2 separate regions of the Homo sapiens genome follow, and region 1 is linked to region 2. A link is an interaction called in ENCODE POLR2A ChIA-PET data of the cell type or tissue named here. Cell type or tissue: GM12878. All regions are shown on one strand. Each heading gives the region's core, and the rest is flanking DNA. Links, peaks and the distances in the headings are about the cores only.

What was found. ChIA-PET counts read pairs that join two places held together with the same protein. Peaks named below come from ENCODE experiments on the same cell type or tissue, not always from the same donor. Only the 100,000 strongest peaks of a DNase experiment are listed, where the experiment ranks them.
Region 1: POLR2A ChIA-PET joins it to region 2 with 5 read pairs; 3 of 35 experiments call an interaction of 5 or more read pairs at or near these places.

What each region holds. Positions count from the first base shown.
Region 1 is chr6:53,891,387-53,896,386 of GRCh38, reverse strand. All of the region lies in intron 4 of LRRC1 (leucine rich repeat containing 1), which reads right to left. Among named protein-coding and RNA genes, the nearest start is that of LRRC1, 99 kb to the right of the region's middle. In GM12878, for the core only: no CTCF peak of the experiment used is centred there; a DNase peak (open chromatin) is centred at 2,160.
Region 2 is chr6:53,755,610-53,766,753 of GRCh38, reverse strand. All of the region lies in intron 2 of LOC124901334 (a long non-coding RNA gene), which reads right to left. All of the region lies in intron 2 of LOC124901333 (a long non-coding RNA gene), which reads left to right. Among named protein-coding and RNA genes, the nearest start is that of LRRC1, 34 kb to the left of the region's middle. In GM12878, for the core only: no CTCF peak of the experiment used is centred there; no DNase peak of the experiment used is centred there.

The DNA.
Region 1 (5,000 bases), core at 1-5,000, 130 kb before region 2:
AGGTCACTTACCAGGGTAAAAATACCTATCATCACCACCCCCCACACCCATTAAAAACAATACCATCTCTACCTCTCAAATTGTAATCTTAAGATATTAATAATTAATAAAAGAGTAGTGTGTCATGACTACAAAGCACCTTCATTCAAATACCTTGTACATGTGATATGTGGAAATAACTCATCAGCCAATAAAACACAACCACTCTCAGGACTGAGACAGAAGCTGAATGTGTGCATCTAGACTTTCAAATGCCAAAAATGCAGTTACCATAAAACAGTAGCACCTTTAGTCTTGCAGAGCTCAGAGCTCTTCTTCCCAGTATCAGTGAGAGATCATCCCTGTTTTAAAGTAGGGGACATCTCAGTCCAGAGAGTCCAAGTTGATCTACTTATGATCATAAATTCATGGATCAAGTGGCAGCTGCGCTAAGGAAGTAACTTTCATTTAAATGCATTCAGGATAATGTCATAATGTATCTTGCACAGTGCCTGGAACACGGACTGATTTAATAAATGGTAGCTATAATAATGTTGCTTTTATTCTGGATTAAACCCTAGAATGAGGCTCTCTTCATCAGATTCTCCAGCCTCTTGGATGTAATCCAGTCTATTAGGAGCACAGTGGAATGTGACAGATGTTTGACAGATGGGGCAAATCTTGACAGGCAGTGGCAATTCTGCATCACCAGAAACCCTCATGAAGTTATGTCAGCACTGGCAAAACATATTGATTCAGAAAACAAGTGACACAGTCTATTGCCCCTACAAGCACTGTACTAAACTATACCAACCAAAAAGTCACATTTTGCTAATATCACCATAGTAACATCCAGATTTGGAGGAATTTCATTTCTGAGCACACAGAACACAAAAAGTCAGACATTATCCCAACACTCTAATCTGCCTTAATCCTCCATTCTCCCTCCTTCCAACAAAAAAGCCAGAATCACGTGTACTAACAAGGCTGGTTTTATAACATCCAGAAATGTAAATTTAAATGAACAGTGTATATACATGCTTAAAACCTGTTTGCCAGAAAATATATTTTAACTGTATTATGAAATGTAAAAATCCTGCATCTCCTTCTCCAATTTTACAAAACCAAATAATTTTCATACTTAAAGCAAGAACAAAACTTTCAATTTCTTTTTAAAAAGACAAACTCCCAGCCGGGCGCGGTGGCTCACCCCTGTAATCCCAGCACTTTGGGAGGCCGAGGTGGGCGGATCCACGAGGTCAGGAGATCGAGACCATCCCGGCTAACACGGTGAAACCCCATCTCTACTAAAAATACAAAAAATTAGCCGGGCGTGGTGGCGGGCGCCTGTAGTCCCAGCTACTTGGGAGGGTGAGGCAGGAGAATGGCATGAACCTGGAAGGCGGAGCTTGCAGTGAGCTGAGATCACGCCTGGGCGACAGAGCGAGACTCCATCTCAAAAAAAAAAAAAAGAAAAAAAAACTCCCCGCTAATATGTCACCATGAAATTAACACCAACGTTCTTCAAATCAAATGTAACTTGGTGCGGAGTTGCAGTTCTCTAGTTCTACTTTCTCTTGACCAAGTGTTTACGTAGAAGAAACAACAAAGGGAAGGGGAGGAGGATGAGATGTACACCACCCAGTATCTCCTTCCAAAAGCAATCTGTAAATAATCTGTAAATCATAATTTTACTTGAAAAGTAAAAATTTAAAAACAAAGGGCTTTGTTTTCAGTTTTAAATTTCCATGTAATGCCTAACCAGTTTTATTAAGAAGACAGTAATCCCTCAGCTATTTTCACATTTAAATTTTTAAAATGAATGTTAGGATTGTCATTTTATCTCTTCGGTAATCCACTACTTTCACACCTATTTTAACAAACCAAGGACACCCACTAATGAAAGAAGGAAAATGTCCTTCTTTGCATCAAAAACTTGACTCACTGGGCATCACTGAAAGCATCTTGCAAAGCAGTTTCACACAGCCTCATGCTGAGTGTTATGCCAAGTTTCCACAGCCATGCTCTCAGCATCTCCTGCCTGAAACATAGACCAGAGCCAAGGGGGAGAAACCAGCCTGCTAAGGCAGAAGGAGCTGTGCAGGGCGCCTTCTGTGAGCCATCTCATCTGGTTAGTAATGACCCAGCAAGTTGATGATGCTACCATGACATGATTAGGACCGTGAGGTTTTGTGTGAGGCCCACTTGATAGAAACAGGCAAAACCACAATTCAACCCTGGCCAAATGCCAAAGCTCCTGCCCTCACCCTCACTGACTGAGGCATCTCCAGGTGTCTCTGTTCTTCAAAACTCTCTCATTTAAATTTTAAAAACACCTCTCAGTTTTAGGTATATACATAAGTCTTACCTTCTTAAAAGAGACACTGGAATTTTTGCTGTTTGATTTTATTTTAAGAATGTGATACACATTTTAAAATTATCTTTAAATTTTGTCTTCAGAGCAAATGGCATAGGCTACAGTTACTATAAGCAAACAACACTTGAGCAAAAATACTGCTGAAATGCCCTAGTTCCCACCCCCATCATGCTAACACCCAGATATAATATCCTGCTAAGTAAAAAAGTTCTGGCTACAAAACCTCTTAAGTTTCTACTGTTTGGGGGAAGTAAAGAAAATGTGGATGTATGGGTGATACATCAACAACAAAAAATATCATATTTTTATAATATTTCAAAAGTAAAAATTAACAAAGTACAGGCTAAGTATCCCTTATCTGAAATGCTTGGAACTGTTAGTGTTTCAAATTTTGGATTTTGGAGTATCTGCAATATACTTAATCTGAAATCCAAAATGCTCCAATGAGCATTTTCTTTGAGCAAATGGTCGGCACTCATAAAGTTTCAGATTTGGGGGCATTTCAGATTTCTGGATTTGGAGTGCTCAACCTGTATATAAAAGAATATCCTTATATTCTGAGGTAATACTTCCCCAATTATTTTAAACTATTTAAAATAAAGAAACTTGGATATTATAATCAGACTCTATAGAGCCACCGATGAAAGCCACTCTAAAAAGAGCACATGGAATCTAAGAGGCCTGGGGCCCAGGCTTGAATCCTGCTTGTCCCTCACTAATTAGCTAGGCTTGCTTGCCTGAGGTGTTTACTGCTGAATCTCGATTTTCCCTAAAATAAATATAATCATATCTATTATGGCAATTAGAGCATAATACATTTTCCCTTCAAGTTAACAGAGCCAGTTTCTTGCCTTATTTCCTCAAGACACCCTTTGTCCCTAAGTGCAGCTAGGTACCTTACAAATGTGTGTGCCTTGAGTCAGGGTCTTCAGAAAGATTGCTACAAGATGCTGCTAATCACGGATGTCATCTCCACTACTAAAAAACTCCTTGAAGGACAGGCCCTACATCTGGCATTGGCCAATTTTTAACTCATCAAACATTGTCTGTAACTGGACTGGAAGAAATAGAAAGCAAACAAAGGCTCTGACTATAGACTCCTACCTCCTGTATGAGCCCAAACCTCACAGCATAATCTGGACAAGTCATTCTCAGTTCCAAGTATCACTAAGTGATTCTAGAATGAAACTATGGGTTTGGTTCACATCAGTAGCTTGCCTTGGACAGTCCTTCACCAAAATGTAGAACCCAACCAGCCCACTCCAGAACATGGTTCTCTCCAAATTGTTGTAGTAACAGAGCTGACATAAAACAGAATCAGCCTAAATGCAGAATTGGAACAGAGACATTAACACAAAAGTGAATGAATGAATAATCTCCTTTTGTGGTCTTTCAGAATACAGTATCTTCAATCAAGTCCCTGTCCCATCAAAGCAACCCATTGAATTCAAATATCTTCACATCTCTTACAGCACCCCATAAGGAACATGCTCCTGAGCAGCTTCGGGAGTGGGATCCAAACCTAATCCTGTGTGCTGAAGAGCCCAAGCTCTTAATCAGAAGGTCAAGAGAGACAGAGGGAGACCCAACCTCCACAGGCCTTTATCCACTATTTCAGTTAAACATGGTATTACAGAGATACGAGAAAGAATCAGGCATTTCTAAAACTTTTACAAATGCGATTTTAAAAATTAAACACTTTAATAGTTCTACTACTAATAATAATAATACTGGCAACTTACTCTATGACAGACTTCGTTATAACTTCTTTATGAGAATTAACTTATCGGATGAGAAAACTAAGGCACAGAGAGGAAGCTTGAACAAGGTCTCACAAAATTGCCAAGTAGAAAAGCCAGGATTCACCAGGGAATCTGCATTCTTAACCACTATGTTGTGCTGCCTCTCACTCGAGTTGGTAAGTCAATTTTGCAAATAGGTAATAATATATTTATGTATATACATATTTATTTTTATGTGTATGTGTGTGTGTGTGTGTGTGTGTGTGTGTGTGTGTGTATATATATATATTTTTTTTTTAGACAGAATCTTACTCTGTCACCCAGGCTGGAGTGCAGTGGTGTGATCTTGGCTCACTGCAACCTCCGCCTCCTGGGTTCAAGCGATTCTCCTGCCTCTGCCTTCCCAGTAGCTGGGACTACAGGCATGCACCACCACACCCAGCTAATTTTTGTATTTGTAGTAGAGATGGGGTTTCACCAGACCAGACAGTTGGCCTGGCTGGTCTCGATCTCCTGACCCCAGGTGATCTGCCTACCTAGGCCTGCCCAAAGTGCTAGGATTACAGGCATGAGCCATCACACCCGGCCAATTTATATATATTTACAACAATATATTCAGTAAAGAGTTTCTTCTTTTCCCCCATCAATCCAGCTTCCCACTACCAAACCGTTTTCACAGGAAATTACCTTAAAAATTTCATATGGATTCATGCAGGGCTTTCTTTAGGTGTGAATGTATATAGTCTCTCTCCCTCTTTTTTTTTTTTTTACAAGAAAGGTAGCGTTCTATACATATATATCTGGCACTTTGCTTTCCTCACTTACCAGATTTTTTTTGTCTCATTTTTTATTTGTACATACCAGTATTTTTTCAACAATTGCACAGTATCTTACTGTCTATG
Region 2 (11,144 bases), core at 3,062-8,061:
GTTGATGCAGTTAGATCTGGCTTTGAATCCCAGCTCCACTGTATGAACTTGGGCCAGTTATATCACGATCTCAGTGTTCTCATTTATAAAATGAGGATAAAAACACCTACCTCATTGAGATGCCATTGGCATTGCAATAGATAACCTATAGCACATAGAAGCACATCTATAACATATACATATTAGTAACTATAATTATAATAACTATTATTCTCTGAGGTTAGGAGGGAGGGCATACAGAAAACGATGAGCACCTTGAGACCCAATCAGGACAACCAGACTAAAATAAACTCAACTCAAAGGGCAGAGCTGGATTCAGTAGGTCAATGATGGACACTGAAACTGGATTGATGTGTAGAGTATATGGCTTAAGTAGTGGAAGCTTTTACCATCATTAGGGATAAAGCAAATGTTAGGACTTGCCTATATATGGGCTGTGGGAAGAGGAGACAGTAAAACAAAGCAAAGAAGGAACAGGAGAGGAACCAGGGGTTTCAGCACCATAGAGGCGAGAGTTGCCAGTGGAAGGAAGCGGTCAAGGGGATCCACAGCTCTACAGGGGTCTTGGCAATTAGATGTCCCTGATTAGCTGGAAAGGAGATATTTTAGCACAAGTCAGTGGCAAAGGGTTGAATGATAGTTGGAGGTGAGGAAGTAGAAACTGAAGATGGCATGAGGAAACAGAGTGCCTCAAATAGGCAAGAAAATTGAAAGTACATAAATACTTTAGGATAAGAAAGACCTGAGTAATAGAAAGAACTTGAGAGAGGAGACCAGTGAAAAGGCAGGTAAGAGAAGATGCCATTGAAGGAAGCAGCAGTGGTGGAGCAAGTGTGAGTTCCAAGATGGAAGGCATGAGGATGGAAGGAGAAGACGAATTTAAAAAATTAAAATGCTGAAGAATTTGCTAAGGTGGACTGGAAGGAAACTGATGCTCACATGGAACATCTCCAAATTCAGAGTAAAGTCATGCTGGGGTTGTTTAGAAAGGGTGAGAGGCTGTGACTAGAAACTAATAGGGTAAATGCTGTAGGGAACGTAATAGAAAATCAAGAGAGCTGATTCAAGGATTGCTGACTTCAGTGAGTCCTCAGCCCAAGCCACTGAAGATTAACTTTAGATACTTTGCTTCAGACTCTGCACATTTGAGTGTAAACATAGCGGGTAGCCACAGGCCACTCCTTAGGAAAGAGGCAGAACACTCAGCTAGCCCACTGTGTCTTGCAGCCTACACCCTGTCTATTTGGATGCTTATAGCATGACCTCTAGCCGTACCAGGCTCTTCTAGATCCAAGCCCTGCTCACGCCCTGGTACTAAGTCTCAGGTATTTATGTGATTCCTGGAATGTTCCCTGTGGACTCAGTCTTCATCCTTTTGGTCTACAGCTGAAACTGCTCCTGGCCTGGTTCCTAAAAGGTCTGGCTGTGTTTTCATAAGACTGAGTTATTCTTTGAGTATTAGCTGCTTTTGACTGGCACCCATCAACAACACCTGTGTGGGCACTGGAGTTAACCTTTTAGGTGCTAAATAAATCTTCCAGCTTCCAAAGGATTTACTCCACATTTTTATATTATTTTAATCTCCAGACATTGGAGCAGGAGGACAAAAATCAGATGGTAAGAATTAGGCATGAGAATGGGCAAAGTAAAAACCAAGAAATGTATGTGGAGTCGTTGGTTTCTGGGATGCTACCATAAAATACTTGAAATAAGGGAAGCCAGAATATGGGTTATGGCCTAAAAGGAGAGAGAATGTCAGGATGAGGACAATGAATATGTTCAGTAAGATTTAGGAAATGTACCAGAAATAGCACAGGACTTAGAGTTTGGCAAACATGGGTTCAAATTCCAGTTGTATGACCATGGATAATATATTTTGCCTCTGTGAGCCTCAGATTTCTGTACAAATCAATTTGGATACTGAGTTAACCAAAATTATTAGTTTTCCTTTCCAGAAAATGAAATTAATAAAGTCTGTCTTGTACGGTTGTTGTGAAAATGAAATGAGAATGTATGCAAAACATCCAACCCACACCTCACACATAGTGGGTGCTCAAAAAATAGTGAATATTAATATTGCTACAAAAAGCAAGAATGATCAGAGGAGGGGATTCTGAAGGTCTTTGATCTTGGCCAATGTCAGTTTTGACTTTATTATACATTATGCATTTGGACTAATTAAATGTGAGGAAGAAGCTACTAAATACATGGTAAAGTCTCAGGTTACAAAATCAACGTACACAAATCGGTAGTACTGCTATACACCAACAACGGCCAAGCTGAGAATCAGATCAAGAACTCAACCCCTTTACAACAGCTGCAAAATAAAATAAAATACCTAGGAATATACTTAACCAAGGAAGTAAAAGATCTATACGAGGAGAACTACAAAACACTGCTGAAAGAAATCATAGATGGCAAAAACAAATGGAAACACATCCTATGCTCATGGATTGGGAGAATCAATAGTGTGAAAATGACCATACTGCTCAAAGCAATCTACAGATTCAGTGCATTTCCCATCAAAATATCAACATCATTGTTCCCAGAATTAGAAAAAGAATTCCTAAAATTCCTATGGAACCAAAAAAAGAGTCCACATAGCCAAAACAATACTAAACAGAGAAAACAAATCTAGAGACATCACATTACCAGACTTCAAATTATACTACAAGGCTATAGTTACCAAAATAGCATGGTACTAGTATAAAAGTAGGCACATAGACCAATAGAACAGAATAGAGAACCCAGAAATAAAGCCAAATACTTAAAACCAACTGATCTTCGACAAAGCATACAAAAACATAAATGGGGGAAAAGACACCCTATTTAATAGTGCTGGGAAAACTGGCTAGCCACATGTAGAAGAATGAAACTGGATCCCTATCTCTCACCTAACACAAAAATCAATTAAAGACAGATCAAAGACTTAAACCTAAGACCTGAAACCATAAAAATTCTAAAAGATAACTTCCGAAAAACTCTTTTAGACACTGACCAAGACAAAGAATTTATGACTAAATTCCCAAAAGTAAATACAACAAAAACAAAAATAAACAAATGAGATCTATTTAAACTAAAAAGCTCCTGCACAGTGAAAGAAATTGTCAACAGAGTAAAGAGATAACCCACAGAATGGGAGAAAATATTTGCAAACTGTGTGTATGGCAAAGGACTAGTATTGAGAATCCACAAGGAACTCAAACAAATTTGATTCAAATAAATCGGCAAGAAAAAAATGAAATAATTCCATCCAAAATGGGCAATGACATGAATAGACATTTCTCAAAAGAAGATATACAAATGGCCAAGAAACATGAAAAAAATGCTCAACATCACTAATCATCAGAGAAATGCAAATTAAAATCACAGTGAACTATCTCCTTACCCCAGTCAGAATGGCCATTATTAAAAAGTCAAAAAACAATAGATGTTGGTGTGCATGTGGTGAAAAGGGAATGCTTATACACTGCTTGTGGGAATGTGAATTAGTACAACCTCTATGGAAAACAGTATACAGATTTCTTAAAGAACTAAAAGTAGATCTACCATTTGGTCCAGCAGTCCCACTACCAGGTATCTACCCAAAGGAAAAGAAGTTATTATATTAAAGAGACGCATGCATATGTATGTTTATTGCAGCATAATTCACAATTGCAAAGATCTGGAACCAACCTAAGTGCCCATCAACCAATGAGTGGATAAGAAAATGTGATATTTGTGGAGAAATAGAAACACTTTTATACCGTTGATGGTAATGTAAATTAGTTCAACCATTGTGGAAGATGATGTGGCAATTCCTCAAAGAGCTAGAAGCAGAAATACCATTTGACCCAGCAATCCCATTACTTAGTATACACCCAAAGGAATATAACCCATTCTATTACAAAGATACATGGATGTGTATGTTCATTGCAGCACTAGTCACAATAGCAAAGACATGGAATCAACCCAAATGCCAATCGATGATAGAGTAGATAAAGAAAATGTGGTACATATACACCATGGGATAGTATGCAGCCATAAAAAAAATGAATGAGATCATGTCCTTTGCGGGGACATGGAGAGAGCTGGAAGCCATTATTCTCAGCAAACTAACACAGTAACAAAACAGAACACCGCATGTTCTTACTTACAGGTGGGAGCTCAACAATGAGAATAGATGGACACAGGGAGGGTAACAACACACTCTGGGGCCTGCTGGGGTGTGTGGTGGGAGAGGGAGAGCATAAGGAAAAACAGCTAATTCATGCTGGGCTTAATGCCTAGATGATGGGTTGATAGGTGCAGCAAACCACCGTGGCACATGTTTACCTATGTAACAAACCTGCACATGCTGCACATGTACCCCAAAACTTAAAATAAAAATAAAAATTAAACAAAGAAAATGTGATATATATACACCATGCAGTACTTCTCAGTCATAAAAGGAACAAAATAACGTCTTTTGCAGCACTTGGATGGAGCTGGAGACCATTATTCTAAGTGAAGTGACTCAGGAATGGAAAATCAAAAACTGCATACTCTCCCTTATAAGTGGGAGCTAAGCTATGAGTATACAAAGGCATACAGAGTGGTATAATGGGCTTTGGAGGCTTAGAAACAGGAGGTTGGGTGGGGGGTGAGGGATAAAAAACCACATATTGGGGGCCAGGCGCAGTGGCTCGCGCCTGTAATCCCAGCACTTTGGGAGGCCAAGGTGGGCAGATCACGAGGTCAGGAGATCGAGACCATCCTGGCTAACACGGTGAAACCCCATTTCTACTAAAAATACAAAAAATTAGCCAGGCATGGTGGTGGGTGCCTGTAGTCCCAGTTACTCGGGAGGCTGAGGCAGGAGAATTGCTTGAACCTGGGAGGCGGAGGTTGCAGTGAGCTGAGATCGCGCCACTGCACTCCAGCCTGGGTGACAGAGCCAGACTCCGTCTCAAAAAAAAAAAAAAAACACTACATATTGGGTACAAGGTACACTACTCAGGTAATGGGTGCACTGAAATCTCAGAATTCACTACTATATAATTCATCCATGTAACCAAAAACCACTTGTACCCCAAAAGCTATTGAAATAAAAAATATTTTTTAAAAGATGCCTATATTTCCACTACCTTGAGATAAATCAATTTGATCTTTTCTCTTGTGGAATTAATAATTAAGATACAAGTGATTAGAGATGGGATAGAAGCTACAAATACATGGAAAGGCACAGAGGCAGAGAAAGAACCACAATGTTGGCAGAGCACTAGAAAAGGGTTTAATAACTCTCATTGCTGAAGAAATTTAGATCCTCTCTGCTCAAAGTGTGGTCCAAGACCAGCAGCATCAGCATCACCATGAGCTTGTGGGAAATGCAGAATATCTGGTCAAACATTAGACTTACTGAATCATAATCTGCATTTTAACATGATCCCCAGGTAATTTGCACATTACAGTTTGGAAATCACTGGTCTGGATTCTCTTGAGGCCACAGCTGTGTTGGCTCCTGAAAAACCTTTGTGAGCCCTGATGGTGTGCTGTGTCTTCGGTATTTCCATGAGTTCTGGCCCAAATTCAAGAAGTTAATCATCTGAAGAGCTGAGAATCAAACAGGAATTTGACTCCTAGTCCATCAAGTTAACTGGCATATTATATTTCTAGTCCTTCTATCCAGGAGCACATTATATTTCTCCCCTAATTTAAGTCTTCTATTAGATATCTCAGTGTTGGTTTATTCTTCCTTTTTTTTTTTTTTTTTTTTTTTTTTTTGAGATAGGGTCTCACTGTGTGGCCCAGGCTGGAGTGCAGTGGTGTGATCTTGGCTCACTGCAACCTCCAACTCCTGGGTTCAAGCGATCCTCCTGCCTCAGTCTCCCAAGTAGCTGGGATTACAGGCGTTTTCCACCATGCCCAGCTGATTTTTGTATTTTTAGTTGAGACGGGGTTTCACCATGTGGGCCAAGCTGGGTTTTTTTCTTTTTTCTTTGAGACAGTATATTGCTCTGTTGCCCAGGCTGGAGTGCAGTGGCACAATCATGGCTCACTGAAGCTTCAACCTCCCAGGCTCAAGTGATTCTTCCACCTCAGCCTCCTGAGTAGCTGGGATCATGGGTCCACACCACCACATCTGGCTAATTTTTTTTTGTTTGTTTTGGTAGAGATGGAGTCTCACTCTGTTGCCCAGGCTGGTCTCAAACTCCTGGGGTCAAGAGATCCTCCTGCCTTGGCCTCCTAGAGTGCTGCAATTACAGGTGTAAGCCACCACACCTGGCCAAGTTTTACTACCTTTTCCTATAGACTTTACATATTTTAATAGAAATTTTTCATTTCTTTCCAAGCAGCTTTCAATGCTACTTTGAACTATTCTTTGTCCTTTGCACTATTTAAGATCATTCTTACAAATAGATCTCATGTTACCTTAAACAATTTATTTCTTCTCATTGTGCTTGATTATTGGCCTTTAGCATAGTAGGAAAATATAAGAGTCAAGTCCTCGAAAAGGTTACAGAGAAATTATAGAAAATGGATATACAGTGTCTGAAATGAAAGCTCAGAAGGTCTCCTTAGGTGGGAGACTCAGGGCTCAGGTAGATCAAGTTTTTTATCATAACTTTGCTAATCACTTTTGGATATGAGACTCAAAGACAATGTTGGTAGCTACTAGATCAGTGGTTTCTAAACTTTGCTGCACATTAGAATGATCTTAGAGCTTATAAACCTCCCCAGCCTTGCTCACATTGCACCCTTACCAATTAAGACAGCTGGCTGGGGATGGGGGCCAGGCATCAGTAGTTTTTAGAGATTCCCAGGTGATTCCAATATGTGGCAGAGATGAGAACCAACATAGTAAATGATGCATTACTTAATATAGCAATGATAAGCTCCTGGTTTAACTGTTGAATAAAACCATCATTGAGTTTGCCAACATTGAGTTTCTTTGCTTCAAGTGAGGCACATGTGTAAAGTATGTGATACTTATTCTTACTTTTTAGATTCTATTCTAATAGGTAATAGAATAAAATAATAAATCTTAATCTTATCTATTAGATCTTATTCTAATAGATAATAATTATTCTTTCTTTCTGTGTGTAAGAAAATGGAGAATTGGGGGCCCCACTCCAAAATTACTAGATCAGAATTTGCAGTGAAATAAGCTCCCCAGTTGATACTCTCACACATTAAGATTTGAGATGCTTGTCTCCCTCTCCCTCCAGGCTGTAACTCCTGGAAAGCCTGGACTACACCAGACCATCCTTGTTTCCCAGTGGGGCCTAATAGTGCCTTGCCAATGGAAGAGCTTAAGAATTGTTGACTGAGTTGAATCAATAGTGATTGTACTGCTGGCTCAATGTCAAAGGATAGGATGCTGAGGGTATTGTTAGTACCAAAGAGAGCATAAACATTTCTTAAATTGCCTCCAGAGCAGCTAGTCCTTGTTTAGGTGACAGGCTCCTTTGAGAATTTAATGAAAGCTAAGGGTCATTTTTCTGTCTTTACAAAATTCTGCATACAGGTGGTTCATAGATTCTCCAGACACCCATAACATGGATTCCCTATGTCCATGACAGATAAAATTTGAGTCTAAAGTAGTCACTGAAAACTTGAGTCATATATGCATCTTTCCATCATCTTCAGAACAGACAGAGAGTGAAGCAGGATATTTAAAAACTACTGATGACCGTTTAATTAAAAGGGCTAAACTGAAAATAGTTTTACAAGGACATGGCAAAGATATTTTTTAGGCTTTTACACACAAGTCTCAAAGAAGTGCTTTGACTAGCACTTTAGTTTTCTTCTTTCTTTTTACTGTGAATTTCTTTAGTAACTTCCTTTTAACTTTAAGTAAATCTATCATCTAGAATGACCATGAACTTTAATAGAAGAAGAAAATCATGACTATTACCACAAATACCCAGACCCAGTCTAAAATAGATCAGGCAGCCTGTATAGAAAAAAGAAATGGAAAAGTTTGCTTGCATGGGCTCCACACCCAGGCAATCAATTCAGTTATTGAGGCATAAAGCAGAAGGAGGAAAAAACATGATGTCAAATGCTACTGTAACATATGTGCCTGGGAGTGGGATTGGCAAAGGCTTATAAATTTGGCTTGGCCCACAAGCAGAATTTAGTTGAGATTGGCAGTAAAAACATTTTCTACAGTTTTGCTGCCTTTGGTGATTTGAATCACAATCTAACACGTAGGATTTGGGCAATAATCTTCTTATTTACATCTCATTTTATTCCATACACCATGTAAATTGTATTTTATGCATTTGTATGCCAAAAAAGAAAATAAAATTTTGAAAAAAAAGAATGAATAAAACAGGTCAAAGGAAAAATAAGCAGAAAAATGATGAGATAAAAGAGAAGTCAAAAACTGCATGCCATAGATTCTATGTATCTGAGATATGAGAGCCCTTCATTGCTAAGACATGAGGGCTACAATCTTGGCTGTTAAGATTTCTTACATCAAAAACAATTATTGTATTCCTAATTTCCTAAAATAAAAACAAGGCTATTACTCCTGTCACTGAGATTAAAGAGAAAGTGCCTCATGCATCATCATAAAGAGGACCTTTTTTAAAAAAAATTGAAAAAATATGCTCAACTTTTGTACAGACAAGAGCTTTGTAGGATTACAGCATCAAGTCATTGAAGCTGACTTCAATTACTTGACAATAAATTTCAAGGAAGAAGAGACAGCGCATGTTTATCTTATCCACTGCGAAAGTTGCCATGACACTGTCTCTCTTGAACCTGATTTTTGTAGGGACAGGTTTTATGTACACTTCAATAAAAAGAGGTCTATATCCATCTAAAGAAGCCAGCCCACAGCTGAGGGTTTGGTTATAAGAACCGCAACTTGGTATTACTTCTAACATATTTATCTGAAAGTCAATAAAATACAGCAAAGATTAGTAATAGAATAACTGTCAGCTCTCTGCCTATTCCTTGGGTGGAACCTCAGTCTAAGAAACTCAGACTGGCAATTGTTCAAGGCAGAAAATGTCTAATAAGCTAATAGGACTGTAATGTATGGAAAAGCAAAAGGTGTTACTTAAAAAAATGTTCAACCAGTGAAGCCTCACTCACAGTGCTACAGGATAAAATATGGGTGAGAGTTTGGGCCTACCATCTTTGATCCACTCTGCTGGTGGGGAATCTCTGCCAGGTGCAACATTGAATTAGAGGTGACATCTTGGTTTGAGTTTTTTTTTTTTGTCTTTTGTTTTTTGTTTTGAGAGAGAGTCTCGCTCTGTCCCCCAGGCTGGAGTGCAGTGGCATGATCTTGGCTCACTGCAACCTGCACCTCCCAGGTTCAAATGATTCTCCTGTCTCAGCCTCCTGAGTAGCTGGGATTACAGGCGTGTGCCACCACACCCGGCTAATTTTTGTATTTTTAGTAGAGACAGGATCTCACCATGTTGGCCAGGCTGGTCTTGAACTCCTGACCTCAGGTGATCCGCCCGCCTCGGCCTTCCAAAGTGCTGGGATTACAGGCGTGAGCCACCGTACCCAGCCAATGGTTTGAGCGTTTACATTAACAGTGTTAATTAGCATGTCACTTTCACTTTTGTTATTTTTGCAACGTTTACATACCATTTATACCTCTAATTACTTAATTTTTTCTTGACATTGACTTTAAAATTTTATTCATCCTAAGCAGAAATACTTATGATTTCTGTGTAAGATATAGTTTTCTCACACACATCATATAACATAAAATTCTTTTTTGAGACGGAGTCTCGCTCTGTCGCCAGACTGGAGTGCAGTGGCGCGATCTTGGCTCACTGCAAGCTCTGCCTCCCAGGTTCAAGCGATTCTCCTGCCTCAGCCTCCCCAGTAGCTGCGACTACAGGCACACACCACCACGTCCAGCTAATTTTTGTATTTTTAGTAGAGATGGGGTTTCACCATGTTGGCCAGGCTGGTCTCGATCTCTTGACCTCATGATCCGCCCACCTCAGCCTCCCAAAGTGCTGGGATTACAGGCATGTGCCACCGTAATATTTTTTAAAATAACTCCATGAACCATCTAAAGTTATTTCTAACATTATATGCTATAGAAATCACAACTTACAAAATATGCAAACACTTTAGATGAAGCTTGGCAGTGGTTTAAAACTACAGACATTGGAAACAGACTGCCAGGGTTCTAATGCCAGCTCTGTTCCTTAAAAGCTGTGAAACATTGAGCAAGTCACTTTATCTTTCTGTGCCTCAGTAGCCTCATCTGCAAAATGGGAGTAATATTACTAGTATTTGCCACAGGATTATTGTGAAAACTAAATTAATTAATATATGTAAACGAGTTCTATCAGCGGTTGATGCTTAATAAGTGTGCCATTATTATTAAAACACAGTAAATAAGATAGCCTTTGTTCTAGAGAAGTTCAGACTGTTGATTCTGTAGAGCTGGGGAAAGTGAGCTTTTTTGGATAACCCCATGAACTGATCCACTCCTGTTTCACTGAGTTCATATCCGAGATGCCTAGTGCTAGGAGTTACCATTAATATCAAATTTGATGGACAAATTTCTGTCTTCACACATGGCTCTATTACACCTAAATTTAATTCAATAATAAGATATTTATAATAAGATTAAACATTTAATTTTCCCTTTCTATTTGTTATTGACTGATAAATTGGCAGATGTAAAGAAAATGGGAGAGGGGAAGAGGAAAGAATAAGGACGGAAAAAGGAAAGAATAAGGATGGAAAGAAAGGACAAAGGTGGAAGCCAAAGGCCAAGCCTAAGAACTTCAGGAAAGTTGAACCCGTAAGCTTCGAAAAGTTGTCGCAGGGTTAAAATGACATGTGAAAGTGACTACTACCGGGTGGTAGGATGAATTTTATTTTCTTCTCTCTGCTTTTCTGTATTTACTGAATTTGCTACAATGAGCACAGTTTGTTTTGATAATGAGAAAAAAATGGAAAGTGTTTTTTAAATTAATAAAATGTGTCATTGGGAAAATTCCAAATATAATGTTCAGGAAGAAAGGAATTCAAATGAATAATAATTGAATATATAGCAGAAGAGAAAAACTGTGAAAGGGTAAAATTTGATGTTTATTCACTGGTAAAAGACTACCAAGAATCTCAGATGCATAACTTAGTAAAAGCATTTGCATCAAAACAACTTTCTCAGAGTTTTCTGCATTATCAATGTT